Regions from separate parts of the Homo sapiens genome. Here all the other regions are linked to region 1. The links are chromatin contacts, found by Hi-C or POLR2A ChIA-PET in ENCODE. All regions are on one chromosome and are shown on one strand. The core of a region is the stretch at or near the end of the contact, and the rest is flanking DNA. Distances in the headings are between cores, read along the strand shown.

The links. A loop is a pair of places that touch in the nucleus more often than their neighbours do. ChIA-PET counts read pairs that join two places held with the same protein, here RNA polymerase II (POLR2A). Pooled maps may share reads with other maps.
Region 2: a map of dorsolateral prefrontal cortex shows a loop between it and region 1 (3-fold over the local background). The contact joins the enhancer-like site here to the promoter of FAM177A1 in region 1. A Hi-C loop is called at or near these places in 5 of 168 maps with a recorded cell type or tissue (PC-9, chondrocyte, dorsolateral prefrontal cortex and 2 more), 1 of 37 single-sample maps with no recorded cell type and 18 of 50 pooled maps. POLR2A ChIA-PET finds 5 or more read pairs at or near these places in 3 of 52 experiments (MCF 10A, WTC11 and activated T-cell).
Region 3: a pooled map shows a loop between it and region 1 (3-fold over the local background). The contact joins the enhancer-like site here to the promoter of FAM177A1 in region 1. A Hi-C loop is called at or near these places in 3 of 50 pooled maps. POLR2A ChIA-PET finds 5 or more read pairs at or near these places in 11 of 52 experiments (A549, AG04450, MCF 10A and 7 more).
Region 4: a loop to region 1 is called in a map of left ventricle myocardium superior, with 12 times the contacts of the local background. The contact joins the enhancer-like site here to the promoter of FAM177A1 in region 1. A Hi-C loop is called at or near these places in 1 of 168 maps with a recorded cell type or tissue (left ventricle myocardium superior) and 9 of 50 pooled maps. POLR2A ChIA-PET finds 5 or more read pairs at or near these places in 4 of 52 experiments (AG04450, HEK293, HepG2 and 1 more).

What each region holds. Positions count from the first base shown.
Region 1 is chr14:35,044,197-35,047,521 of GRCh38, forward strand. FAM177A1 (family with sequence similarity 177 member A1) reads left to right here and starts at 2,076. Exons shown (of 5, transcript NM_173607.5): 1 at 2,076-2,432. The coding sequence starts at 2,268. RefSeq lists enhancers at 1,596-1,795, 2,516-2,785, 2,886-2,945 and a silencer at 1,916-2,265.
Region 2 is chr14:34,676,548-34,679,872 of GRCh38, forward strand. No RefSeq gene overlaps it. Among named protein-coding and RNA genes, the nearest start is that of CFL2, 36 kb to the right of the region's middle. Within about 2 kb of position 1,489, at least 6 of the 41 ENCODE cell types and tissues checked have a DNase peak (open chromatin) inside an H3K27ac peak, as active enhancers do; they include PC-9 and dorsolateral prefrontal cortex, where a contact is called at or near this core.
Region 3 is chr14:35,384,133-35,387,457 of GRCh38, forward strand. No RefSeq gene overlaps it. Among named protein-coding and RNA genes, the nearest start is that of NFKBIA, 19 kb to the right of the region's middle. RefSeq lists enhancers at 901-1,566, 1,346-1,868. Within about 2 kb of position 1,544, at least 26 of the 41 ENCODE cell types and tissues checked have a DNase peak (open chromatin) inside an H3K27ac peak, as active enhancers do.
Region 4 is chr14:35,354,751-35,358,075 of GRCh38, forward strand. No RefSeq gene overlaps it. Among named protein-coding and RNA genes, the nearest start is that of NFKBIA, 48 kb to the right of the region's middle. RefSeq lists an enhancer at 1,466-1,565. Within about 2 kb of position 1,567, at least 10 of the 41 ENCODE cell types and tissues checked have a DNase peak (open chromatin) inside an H3K27ac peak, as active enhancers do.

The sequences.
Region 1 (3,325 bases), core at 826-3,325:
ACTGCAAGCTCCGCCTCCCGGGTTCACGCCATTCTCCTGCCCCAGCCTCCCGAGTAGCTGGGACTACAGGCGCCCGCCACCACGCCCGGCTAATTTTTTGTATTTTATAGTAGAGACGGGGTTTCACCGTGTTAGCCAGGATGGTCTCGATCTCCTGACCTCGTGATCCACCCGCCTCCGCCTCCCAAAGTGCTGGGATTACAGGCGTGAGCCACCGTGCCCAGCCCGAGTTGTTGATTTGTAATAAACTGCTCTTCAATTGGATATTTGTGTTAAAAATAACTTTTTAGGAAATACTTCCAGTTCACGTTAGAATGTAACTTGTACTTTGAATTTTCAGTAAACTAAGAAATACACATGTAAACTGTGAAAATATATTCTGCTTCGGCAATGAAAATTGTAATTTGAGGCCAGGCGTGGTGGCTCACGCCTGTAATCCCAGCACTTTGGGAGGCTGAGGTGGGTGGATCATCTGAGGTCGGAAGTTCGATACTAGCCTGGCCAACATGGTGAAACCCCGTCTCTACTAACAATACAAAAATTAGCCGGGCGTGGTAGTGCACAACTGTAATCCCAGCTACTTGGCAGGCTGAGGTGGGGGAATCGCTTGAACCCGGGAGGCGGATGTTGCAGTGCGCCAAGATTGCGCCATTGCACTCCAGCGTGGGTGAGACCCCATCTCAAAAAAAAAAAAAAAGAAAAAAAAGAAAAAGAAAATTGTAATTTGATATTTAATTGCCACTTTGGAAAATAAAATCATGCATTTATAAATATCCCACAAAGTTTTAGTAATAAAGATTGTTGATTGCCCTGCTTGCCAGTAAGAAGGAAGAGATTTTGAATACATATAATGCAGAACTGTGTTGTTTATGAATGCCAATTCATGAAGTCTTAACAATTGGTTCTTTATTTTTGTTTTCAATTTATGGCCGAGTTTGGTTTTGCTGTTTTGGACTGTCTCAACTCCCTGCTGATGCCACCATACAGAGTCAGATCAGGTACTAACTTGTTTACTTCAGCAGCAACCTAACTTGATTTTATTACCAGGATAGAGAGCAATATGGATTTCCAACTAGTTTTTAAGGCGTAGATGGTTTTCAAATGATTATTTGTTTTTTAAAGTTTTTGGTTTTGTTTTTAGGTTCCAGTTATACATAGAATAGGAAGTGTACAATAACATTAGGCAGAGGGTAAGGAGAAGAACTTTGGCACAGAAGAGAAAGGAATATTTAATATTTGGGCCTGCTGTTGCTATGATGAAAAACATTTACAAGGTCATACAACTTTAGGGAGCATTTCTGAATTGAGACTAGTATGAAAATGGAATTTAAAGTATCAAATGAAGCCTCCCATAGCCAAAATAATGTATGTTTTGGTTTTGCCCCCTACATATTTGTGAAAACTTTCATGCTAAAACAACAATATACCATTTACCTGCAGAACCTCAGACTTGTTTGATGTTGAAGTCATGCAGTAATTGCATGATTTTTTACTTTCGTTGAACATTGCGAAAGACGGAAAAAATCTGGGACGCCCCCTCTAACATACGCACACGACTTTAAGACACAGATAAAACATTCCTTACATTTGTCAAGATGGAAGCTTACTACTGCCCTTTGCTCTCCTTCAGGTCTTTTCACTTAACACTTTCTACAGTTATACTTAAGTATTTCAGACAAGAGTAAGCAAATATCACGCCTGGGGTTCTTCTTTCGAGGGTATTTTGGCTGGACTGTCACCCACGTTTGGAATGGAAAGTGCAGCACGAGCCGTACATTTTACATTTTTCAGCAACCACATCCCATCACTAGCCTTTGAAGTACAACGACACAGCTGTCTTCATTTTACAAGTGCAAAAACCGAGGTCCTGCGGGGTGACTGCCCCAGACGCCGCTGGTGACGGGCTGCGCCGAGGTCGAGACGCCAGGCTTCAGGTACACGTACCAGAAATGACGTCACAGGCGGTGCCAGGCGGGGATCCACGAGCTCTGGATGCTTGCTTGGCCGGAAGCGACGCCCCGCAAGGACCCGCCCCGCCCCGCCCCGCCCCGCGCGAGCCGGTAGTTGCGCCTCCCAGACTGCAGTTGGCCAGCTCTCGGGGTGCGGAGCCCGGCGGGCTAGGCGAGGCGCGGGCTGGCCCCGCCCCTCAGGCCGGCGAGTCCCCTTCTCAGAGACTTGGCTAGGCGCGGCGCGAGGCGGGCGCTGGGCGGGTGAGTCCCACTTCCCGACAGCCTGGCTCGGCCAGCGACTGGGCGGGGAGACCAAGGATGGAAGTGGGCTTACCGGCCATTACCCTCTTTCTCACCAGCGCCAGCAGCCCTGTGGTGGCGACGACGATGGACCAGGAGCCAGTGGGCGGTGTGGAACGAGGAGAAGCCGTCGCAGCCTCGGGAGCTGCGGCCGCCGCGGCATTCGGGGAATCTGCAGGGCAGGTAGGTGGGGCCGCCGAGGCTGACGTCCGGGGAGCCGAGCCGCCTCCTTGCCTTCTCCGCGGGCCGCTCTTTTAGCCTGCGCGGCCGTCCTCCGAGCAGGCCGCCCCAGCTTTGGAGTTCCTCCTCACTGCACCCCTGTTTCTGCTCACTGAGACCAGCTTGTGGGAAGGAGCGCCCCCCGCCTCACTCACCAACCCCTTGGCTGGCAGCACAGCAGACTCTGGGGCGGCCTCGGGTTCCTGGGGTGATAGTCCAGCTTCTGGTCTACCAGAGGAAGAAGAAAGGCGTGTCCCCCAAAGGCTGTCCTTGCAGTAGCTGGAAGCCAGGTGAGGGCGGCTTCAACCACTTCTCAGTCTCTTCTGGTGCGAGCGCCTGCCTGGGCATCTGCCCTTTGCTTGGCATATGCCAAACGTTTACCAGCTTTAATTCACTGGATCCTTACAGTAACCGCTCGAGGTGGGTGTTAGCCCCATTTCACCGCCGAGGCAACTAAGGCTCCGAGCTGCGCTGTCCAACATAAATAGAATGCAAGCTGCATTGAAAATTGTAATTTAAAATTTTCCAGTAGGCACGTTTTAAAAAAGTGAAACCGATATTAATTTTAATAGCATATCTTATTTAACCTAATTTATCAAAACAATTTCAACCTAAAATTACTATGAAAGTTATTAATGAAGTATTTGCATTCTCTTTTGGAGTCTTTTCTAAGTCTTTTAAATCCTGGGTGCATTTTACACGCATAGCATATCGCAGTTCTGGCTGACCACATTTCAAGTGCGCATTAGCCACATGTGGCTAGTGGTTACTGTATTGGACAGCGCTGGTTTAGAGAGTTAACGTTTCTTGCAACTTTTCAGTATTAGACAAAAAGACACTTTGGGAGGCCAAGGCGG
Region 2 (3,325 bases), core at 239-2,738, 370 kb before region 1:
TGGTTTCCCTATGTTACCCAGGCTGGTCTTGAACTCCTGGGCTCAAGCGATCCACCTACCTCGGCTTCCCAAAGTGTGGGATTACAGGCGTGAGCCACCACATCTGGCCTACTAGGATTTCTTAATCATCAGCACTCTTGTCTGAATCCACATTCATTGCCTGAACTCAAATGTAGTGGAGACCTATTTTCACATCAGCCTTTAATTAACCCTGCAAAACACTGACATGCTCTGAGCAGCCTGGCAGGACAGCAAACCATGCTCTTTTTCACCTTTTACAACCAGTGTACAAAATAGGATTATCATTTCCCCACAGACATCAAGAAATAACTAGAAGTTTACCAGGAATAAACTGTTAGGTGCCTCAGTTGCAGCAAAGTTCTTCTGGAGGTTGGAGGAAAGCTAATATTTGCTGAAGACCTAGTATTCAGGCATTTGGCAGGTGTTCAGCACACACAATCTCATTTCATGCCTCTGTGACCATGTCTACCTTATGGCTAGGGAAACTAAAGTTGCCCAAGGATACTCAGCTAGCTAGTGGCAGAGGTAGAAAGAAGCAAACCCAGATATTTTTGGCTCCACGTGCCTTTTCTTCAGAGGAGCTACCTCGACCTGCATTCAAACACTGCCACAATTATCCCTGCCACTTGCTGGGGTATGCTTCACAGTGGGGTCCATTTGCAGTGATTTCTGATTTTCCATATTTTAGAATTTTCCTGTTGCTTGCAATATGTCTTCTGTTCTTATGAAACTGCCCAAAACCAGGGCAATGGAGGTTTTTTTTTTTTTAAGGATCTTTTTTGTAGGGGCTGGATGGTGGGGGGTGGAGGTTGGGTGAGGGCAATGAAGGGAGATTGGTTTTTTATTCTGCGTACTTCCATAATGTTTGATTATTTTATGGTTAGAATGTATTCATGCATTACTTTTTTTTTGAAAAACAGAGAAGGCACCGGGCAAGGTGGCTCACGCCTATAATCCCAGCATTTTGGAAGGCCGAGGCGGGTGGATCACAAGGTCAGGAGTTCAAGACCAGCCTGACCAACATGGTGAAACCCCGTCTCTATTAAAAATCCAAAAATTAGCTGGGCATGGTGGCGCGCGCCTATAATCCCAGCTACTCAGGAGGCTGAAGCAGGAGAATTTCTTGAACCCGGGAGGCGGAGGTTGCAGTGAGCCGAGATCATGCCACTACACTCCAGCCTGGGCAACAGAGCGAGAGAGACTCCGTCTCAAAAAAAAAAAAAAAAAAAAAAAAAAAACAGAGAGAGAAGGAAAAAAAGCAGCTTTCTAGGCAAATACATGAAAACAATGTAGAAAGAGCCACAGTGCAGTATATATTCTATTTTTATGTTATATTTATAGTAATTTGAATATAAAGACCTCTGTTGAGAGGAAAAAAAGAGGACCAAAGTTTCATTATATGAATATTTGCTTCTCTTTGTCCCTCACACCCTACACACAGAAACACAAACAAAAGCCTCTCATTGTTTCCCCTGATGGAACAACGATGACTAAGTGGCTGCATAAATCATCCAGAGTTACCAAAACTTCATTCCCAGTCATTTGACACCATTTAGGGAGGACTGTGTTGGAAATGTGCAGCTGTTAAAGGCCCCACCACCCCCACTTAAGAATTAGGAGGCGTAAGAATAGGAAAGTAGTCAATACTACAGTCTCTAAGTGGAATATGGGTGTTTCATTTAAAGTTATTCCATCAATTTGAGGGTGAAAATATAATTCTCCCTTCCTTTGTCATAACTCAGGCACAGACTGTTTTCAAAATAAATTGAAGGCGAGAAGATTGAAAATTTTAGAGTTCGACTTGCAAATTAGAACCCGATGAATTTATTCACAGTCCAGTAGACAACTCTACAGTAAGGTTTGTACTGGTAAACTGGAGTGCTGTGGGGTTAATTTCTCAGAGATGAAGAACGGGTTAATAATCTCACCCTGATTATTCAGTATCTACTGAAAAGTGTTTACCACAGAGACGCAAGACAATAGAGACTGCATGCCACGTCCCCCTCTGCTATGACATACTCACACTGCTTTCAAACCATATTAATACCATGGATTGTGAATGCTCTACTCATTCTAGTTATTCGGGCAAAAATTCTCTTGTTAGTTGGCAAGAGCACCTCAAACCTCTTTTCAACCATCAGCAGTTAGTACTTTACTTTCCCTTGCTCACACCACCTGAATAATCAGGAATGCCTCTGTATTCATCAGTGCCTCCTTCACGGGGCAAATTGTGTATACTATACATATACACACACATATATACACACATATGCCCATATATGTATATATACATATATAGAGCTATATACTTATATGTGCATGTGTGCATGCGCGTGGGTGTGCACGTGTGTGTGCATGTGTGTGCATGTGTGTGTGTGCACATATGTGTGCGTGTGTGTGTGTGTATAGTGGCATGCACCATATAACAACATTTCAGTGAACCACAAACCACATATACAACAGTGGTCCCATAAGATTATAACACCATAGGCCGGGCGTGGTGTCTCACACCTGTAACCCCAGTACTTTGGGAGGCTGAGGTGGGCGGATCACCTGAGGTCAGAAATTCGAGACCAGCCTGGCCAACATGGTGAAACCCCGTCTCTATTAAAAATACAAAAATTAGCTTGGTGTGGTGTCACACGACTATAATCCTAGCTACTCGGGAGGCTGAGGCAGGAGAATTGCTTGAACCTGGGAGGTGGAGGTTGCAGTGAGTCAAATGCACACCGCTGCACTCTAGCCTGGGCAACAGAATGAGACTCCGTCTCAAAAATAAACAAATAAATAAATAAATAAAAAGATTATAACACCATATTTTTACTGCACTTTTTCTGTTTTTAGATGTGTTTAGATACACAAGTACCATTGTGTTACCACTGCCTACAGTATTCAGTACAGTAACATGGTGTACAGGTATGTAGCCTAGGAGCAATAAGCTGCACCATATAGCCTAGGTGTGTAGTAGCCATATCATCTAGGTTCGTGGTAAGTACATTTGATGATGCTCACACAATGATGAAATTGCCTAACGATGCTTTTCTCAGAATGTATTCTTCATGGTTAAGTAATACATGGCTGTGGGGATATTTGTATGTGTGTGTATATATATATATATATATATATATATATATATATATATATATAGACACACACACACACACACACACACACACATATATATTCATGTGTCTTAAGAAACTGAGAGTTGGCCGGGCGTGGTGGCTCACTCCTGTAATGCCAGCATTTTGGGAGGCCGAGGCGGGCGGATCACAAGGTCAGGAGATCGAGACCATCCTGGCTA
Region 3 (3,325 bases), core at 294-2,793, 340 kb after region 1:
CCCATCCTAAGAGCACCCTGACCTCCTTGGAGGAGATCGCCTTATGCCCGCTTCCCTCAAGGAGGGCCAAAGGGGTCATATCCTTCCCAGCCAGCCCCAACCTGGGACAGGAATGTGGCGTCCCCTGGCCAATTGGTTGTTCTTGCCTAGGGCTTTGGCTCCTGAGTGAGTGAGATGAGGACACTGGTGGTAAGAGGTCCTTTATAAAAGCAGGTGCGGCAGCAGTGGCTGTGGCCCCGGGGTCCTGGCCGAGACTGGCTGACTGGCTTCCGTCCCCAGAGCCCTCACTTCCTGATTTTCCCAAGCCTGGTTTCCCCCTGTCTATTGTCCATTCTGTGAGCTCTCCCCACTGTGGACTTCCATTAAATTCCCCGCTGCTTAAACTAGCCAGAGTCAGTTTCCTGCTCCCAGACACAAGCATGGGCCTGAGTCAGCCGCTCAACTGACGTCCGTGGAGTCAGCTGGAGTCTCTGCAGTTTGCTCCTCACAGTGCATCTTGAACCTGATTCATTCCCCTGACCTCTCTCCAGATCTGCATTTTCTCACTCCTGGGCAGCTGCAGCTGCTTCCAGCCTGGGCTTCCTCCCAGCTCTCTACATCCTAAGTTCTCTTAAGTATCACTGCTGGACTTTGGTCCTGCAGACACCCCTGCTCAAGAAGTTCATGTGGCTCCCGCCGCCCAGTGGTCAAGTCCAGCGTCCATAGCCTTCTGTAGCCCGGCCCTGCCCCCTGCCCCGTGACTGGAGAAGCCCTGTGTTCTTGAGGGGCTCCAGGCGGGTCACCTTGCAGCCTTCTCCCAATGGAAAGCCTGTCCTAACCTTAGTGAGAGTTCAGGGTTGGGGGTTGGCTCTCTGGATCTGCGTCAGTGCTCCAAGCAACTGCCTTAGTGGGGCAGTCACTGACCCCCCTGGAGTTGCTGCCATCTACAGAAGGCCTGGGCTGGGTCAGGTGGCCGCTGGCCGTTCCTCACAGCGGAACGGATGCTCTGCAAAGGCCCTCCTGACTTTTGTTCACTTCGTCCCTTTGTGAGGCCCCAGCCCTGGCAGAGGTCATGGAGGGACCATCCAAAGGCCCCGCCTTCTCCACCTTCATCATTGCAATCCCATGAGCCAGGTGGGCACAGGTGGCTTGCACTGTGGAACCTCAGGAAAAAGGAGACAGGCATTGATGCCAGCCCCACAGAGGCACAGAGCTCTTCCTTGGCGCCTGCTGTGTGGACAAAGGCCTGGCCAGTGTGCGGAGTCTGGGGTTCTGTGATGCCACAGGCCCTGCCTCTGTGTGAGCTGCTGCCTGCAGGGCCTCCCTCACCCTGCAGCCTCATCACCTCCTGACCATTGCAGGCAACCGACCAAGCTCTCGTGTGAGGTGGGCACCCCCTGGGCTGTCTCTCCAGCTTACAAGAATGGCCCCCTTTCAAGTCATTGCCTTGAGCTGTCTAGACCCATCCAGGCAGGGTTTTAGCACAAGGCTCTCAGGAGTTAAACATGCCATGAAACATGCCCCACTTCCCAGGATATAATTAGACCAGAGTCCTCTCCCTGGGAGTGTGTGCGTGTCAGAGAGAGACAAAGAGAAAGAGAGGGAGGGAGGAAGGGAGGGAGGGAGGCGGAGATTGGCTGAGGGCCTGTCTCTGGTTCGGGGCCTGTCACCCATGAGCAGCTTGGCTCCCCGCTGAGTTCCCTCGCCTCTTGCCATTGGCAAGACACACGGAGGAAGGCTCCTGCAGAGAAGACAGACAGGCAAAGCTCCTCAGAGGGGAGCTGGCCAGGAGGCCCAGGCCTCACCCACCCCGTCACTGTCCTGGCTCTGAGGCCATCCTCACCCCTTGCTGCAGGGGCTTACCCATCTCCACTGGGTTAGGCTGTGTGCCCGACTGGCCTTTTTCCTCTGGGTATTTGGGGCATGCTCACCTGTGGACTAATGTTTTTGAGAACAAATTTTAAATGTTAATAGCCTTATTTTTTTTTTCTGATAAAGTAATAGAGGAAAACATTAAAAAGAGAGTAAATCTCCCTGCTTTGTTTTGCTTTGAGGGTCTGGCTCTGTTGCCCAGGCTGGAGTGCAGTGGCGCGATCTCAGCTCACTGCAGCCTTGACCTCCTGGGCTCAAGGGATGCTCTCACCTCAGCCTCTGGGACTAAAGGCATGTGCCACGACACTCAGCTAATTTTGTTTAGTTTTCGTAGAGACGAGGTCTCACTATGTTATCCAGGCTGGTCTCAAACTCCTGGGCTCAAGCAATCCTCCCACCTTGGCCTCCCAAAGTTCTGAGATTACAGGCAGGAGCCAAGGTGACTGGCCTATTGTTAGTTTTTTAAAGTGTGATTGTAGTATTAAGTTATAGTTTTATTTTTGTTTTTTAAAGAAGGTGGGGGGAGGGAAAGTGAGGAAAGGGGTAAAGGTTATATTTTTAAAGCATAGTCCTCCTGTTTTAGGGATAAGTACTAAAATAGGGATGACTTTACATGATATGACGACTGCTGCTTACTTTTGAAGCAGCTGTGTTGTCTAAGACATACCCTGGGGTTCTTTGTCTTGTGCCAGGAAAATTTAGGGCACGGACACACACGAGGAGTTTAGGAGTGGAGGTTTAATAAGCAGAAGAGAAGAGAAAGAGAAACAGTACTCTACGAGAGAGAAAGGTCTCCCAGTGGAAAAGACCAGCGGGCAGCAGATGTGCCACATTTTAAAGGCAGGTTTGAGGAGACGGTGTCTGATTTACATAGGGCTCACAGATTGGTTCAATCAAGTATGAGATTTACATAGCACCGGGAATGCTGGACGCCCTGCCCTAATCTTATTATGTAAATGAACTCTCCCGTTGACCAGCGCCATGTTGTCTGCTCCTTACTGTACGCCTGGCGGATAAAGAGAAAAGAAGATGGAGCCGCCATCTTGAACATGATTGGCACAATTGCTGGCATCTATGTCCCTGCAGCTAGATTTTATAGGCTGCTCTTTGTTAGAAAGGAAAATAAGTTGGGGCTGCTTTTCATTAAAAGGAAAATTTGCCGAGGACTTCCCTACCCTCACTATCTGCCTAAGTAATTTCTTAACTCCTGTATTACTTTGAAATGGGGAGAGGGAGATGGATAAAAGTATAAATGAAATAAAATTGCTCTGAGGATACAGGAAAAAAACAAACCAAAGTGCTCCCCCTATTTTCTTACTAAACAACACAGATACTTCAGTGACCAGATGTGTGGGGGTATCTCCCCATATACCAAGCAAGCAGCAGAATTCAGCTCAATTCTGACACTGTCTACCTAGGAAACAGCCTCAGATCCCGCGGATTGGAGGCTTAGTCCCACAAGACTTCAGACGCT
Region 4 (3,325 bases), core at 317-2,816, 310 kb after region 1:
GGGATTACAGGCGTGAGCCACCGCGCCTGGCCTAAAGAATATTTTCTATCCTGCAGTTGATTGAATCCTTGGATGCAGAACCAGCAGGTACGGAGGGCCAACTGTCATGACACATTAGTGGAATATATGTGGCCATTTCAAATGAAATAGATCGCATAGGCTGAAATGGACAGATCTCTGAGAAACATTACTGTTTTTTTAAAGTGAGGCATAGAATACTATGTATAGTTGTTTTCCATTTGCATTTTTAAAAAAGAATCTATATAAAAATACATACATGTTTATGCACGAACTTTTTTTTTTTTTTAGACAAAGTCTCTCTCTGTTGCCCAGGCTGAAGTGCAGTGGCACAATCTTGGCTCGCTGCAACCTCTGCCTCCCAGGTTCAAGCAATTTTCCTGCCTCAGCCTCCTGAGTAGTTGGGATTATAGGCGCATGCCACCACACCCGGCTAAGTTTTTATGTTTTTGGTAGAGATGGGTTTCACCATTTTGGCCAGGCTAGTCTCGAACTCCTGACTTCAAGTGATCCACCTGCCTTGGCCTCCTAAAGTGCTGGGATTGCAGATGTGAGCCACTGCGCCCGGCATGCACAAGCATTTCTAAAAGATCTCAGAGGTTTAAAAATCTATACCTAGGCTGGGTGTGGTGGCTCATGACTGTAATCTGAAGCACTCTGGGAGGCTAAGGCAGGAGGAGTGCTTGAGCCTAGGAGTTCCAGACTAGCCTGGCAACAGAATGAGATCCTGTCTCTAAAAAAAATAACAGGCTGGGCGCGGTGGCTCACGCCTGTAATCTCAGCACTTTGGGAGGCCAAGATGGGCAAATCACTTGAGGTCAGGAGTTTGAGAACAGCCTGGCCAACATGGTGAAACCCCATCTGCAAAAAATACAAAAATAAGCCGGGTGTGGTGTGCGCACCTGTAGTCCCAGCTACTCGGGAGACTGAGACACAAGAATCGCTTGAACCCGGGAGGCAGAGGTTGCAGTGAGCCAAGATTGTGCCACTGCACTCCAGCCTGGGCGACAGAGCGAGACCCTGTCTCAAAAAAAAAAAAAATGGCCCAGCATGGTGGTACATGCCTGTAGTCCTAGCTACTTGAGAGGCTGAGGTGGGAGGATCATTTGAGCCCAGGAGTTGGAGGCTGCAAGGAACCAAGATCACACCACTGGCACTCCAGCGTGGGTGACAGAGCAAGACCCAGTCTCTAAAATCTGTATCTCTCTATTCTCACGGAGTGATGTGGTGCTATTTGAATGGGTTAGCATCTGTGGCTGTTCTATCTTTCTGGTGGCACAAAAGGGACAGGAATAAGCAGTAGCAGACACATAGTGGGAGGAAGGCACAGCAAGCCCTTCTGCAGGTCCAGAACCAGGGCTGGGGGCAGGTTTGTGAGGGTAATTGACACTTTCCATGTGGACAGCCTCAGATATCAGGGGCTGAGTCATAGCCACCCTAGAGGCTGTGACAAAAGTCCACAAGTTTTCAAAGACTGACGTATTCTAGAACAGTTTATCCTTAAGGAAGGAGCACTTGGGAGGCTCCAGGTGGGGCTGGGAGGGACCAAGAAGGAGGTGTCTGTAGGGAGAGGCAGAGAATCAGCCCTCTTGTCACTGGCTGTGTTGTTGTCACCCTGCCAGGTACCACAGAGATCATGACAATGACTCCAGATAGACCCACACTGCTCCGGAAATGGAAACTCCTATTTCTCAACAAAATCCACCTAAGCTCAAAGGTGAAATCAACAAAGAGTTTTAAAGATCATTTTAGATTATTATGAAGAAAGATGCAAATGATAGCACAAGACTGAAAAAGAAATTCAAAGCCCAGTAACGTATGAGTAATGAGGAAACTAAAATCACAAATTCAGAAAGAACCAATTCACGTTCAAACAAGGAGATCCCATTTTCCACTTATCAGATTAGCAAAAATGTTAAGAATTGCTACTATTCAGTGTTAGTGAGGGTGTGGGAAAACAGGCATTCTCAAGCTCCCCACATGTCATAGAGGAGTGAAAATCAGCCCAAACTTTTTGGAGAACAATTAGTCAGTAATAACATGTCAAATGTGGATTCACTCTGATTCAAAAATTCTATTTCTGGGAATCCACCCTCTGATGTTGTCACACAAGGCATATGCAAGGATGTTCGCCAAGGTGTTGATTATCTAGTAAAATGCTGGAAACAACTTAGCTATCAATTAGAGACTGGATAAATAACTTACAGTGTATCCACACTGTGGAACCCTTAAGAGACTGAGGTAGATTTATATACAGTGACATGGAAGATCTCTAAGACACATTGACAAGTGAAATTAACAAATCAAAATATGACACATTAGTATAATTATATATATATGTATATATATTATATGTATTTAAAGTCTCTCCCAAATGCTAAGTCTATATCATTCATAGAAACAGGTATGGAGTCTGGGTGCAGTGGCTCATGCTTGTAATTCCAACATTTTGGGAGGCTGAGGTGGGAGGATTGCTTGAGACCAGGAGTTCTAGACCAGGTAGGGCAATATAGCAAGACCCCATCTCTCTATTTCTAAAAAAATAAATCCATGAAACAATGTAAGAAGAAAAAACAGGTCTGGAAGGAGATACACACACAATGAAGAGTAGTTACCTCGAAGGGGAAAGGAGAATTGGAAGGAGGTGATAAAGGGGGATTATAAATTTTACTCCATATATTTCTGTGTTGGATTTTTAATTTTATCTTATTTATTTATTTTTCATTTCTTTGAGACAAGATCTGAGCTCTGTCACCCAGGCTGGAGTGTAGTGGCATGATCATGGCTCACTGCAGCCTCAACCTCCTGGGCTCAAGTGATCCTCCCACCTCAGCCCCCGAGTAGCTGGAAGTACAGGCGCACACCACTATGCCTGGCTATTTTTATTTTTTGTAGAGATGAAGTCTCACTATGTTGCCCAGGCTGGTCTCGAACTCCTAGGCTCAAGGGATCCACCTGCCTCAGCCTCCCAAAGTGTTGGGATTACAGGCGTGAGCCGCTGTGCCCAGTCTATCTTTGTTTTTAAACAATGAATGTGCATTCATGCATTACTTAGCGGCACTATGCACGGTCATGGTGTTCCGTGTCGACCCTAGCTTCATTAGTTACTAGGTGTGTAAGAAGTAAAGAAAAAAAATAAATAAACCTCAATGTGCCTTACTCTTTTTCTACAAAAATAGAGCTAATATAGGCTTGTTGTGAAGATTAAGTAAATTGATAGAAGCAAAATGCTTGAAATAAGTGTTTCAATTATTATGACTTGTGTAATTAAACATAAGCTGTCACAAATAGGCTGTGTCGGCTTGGA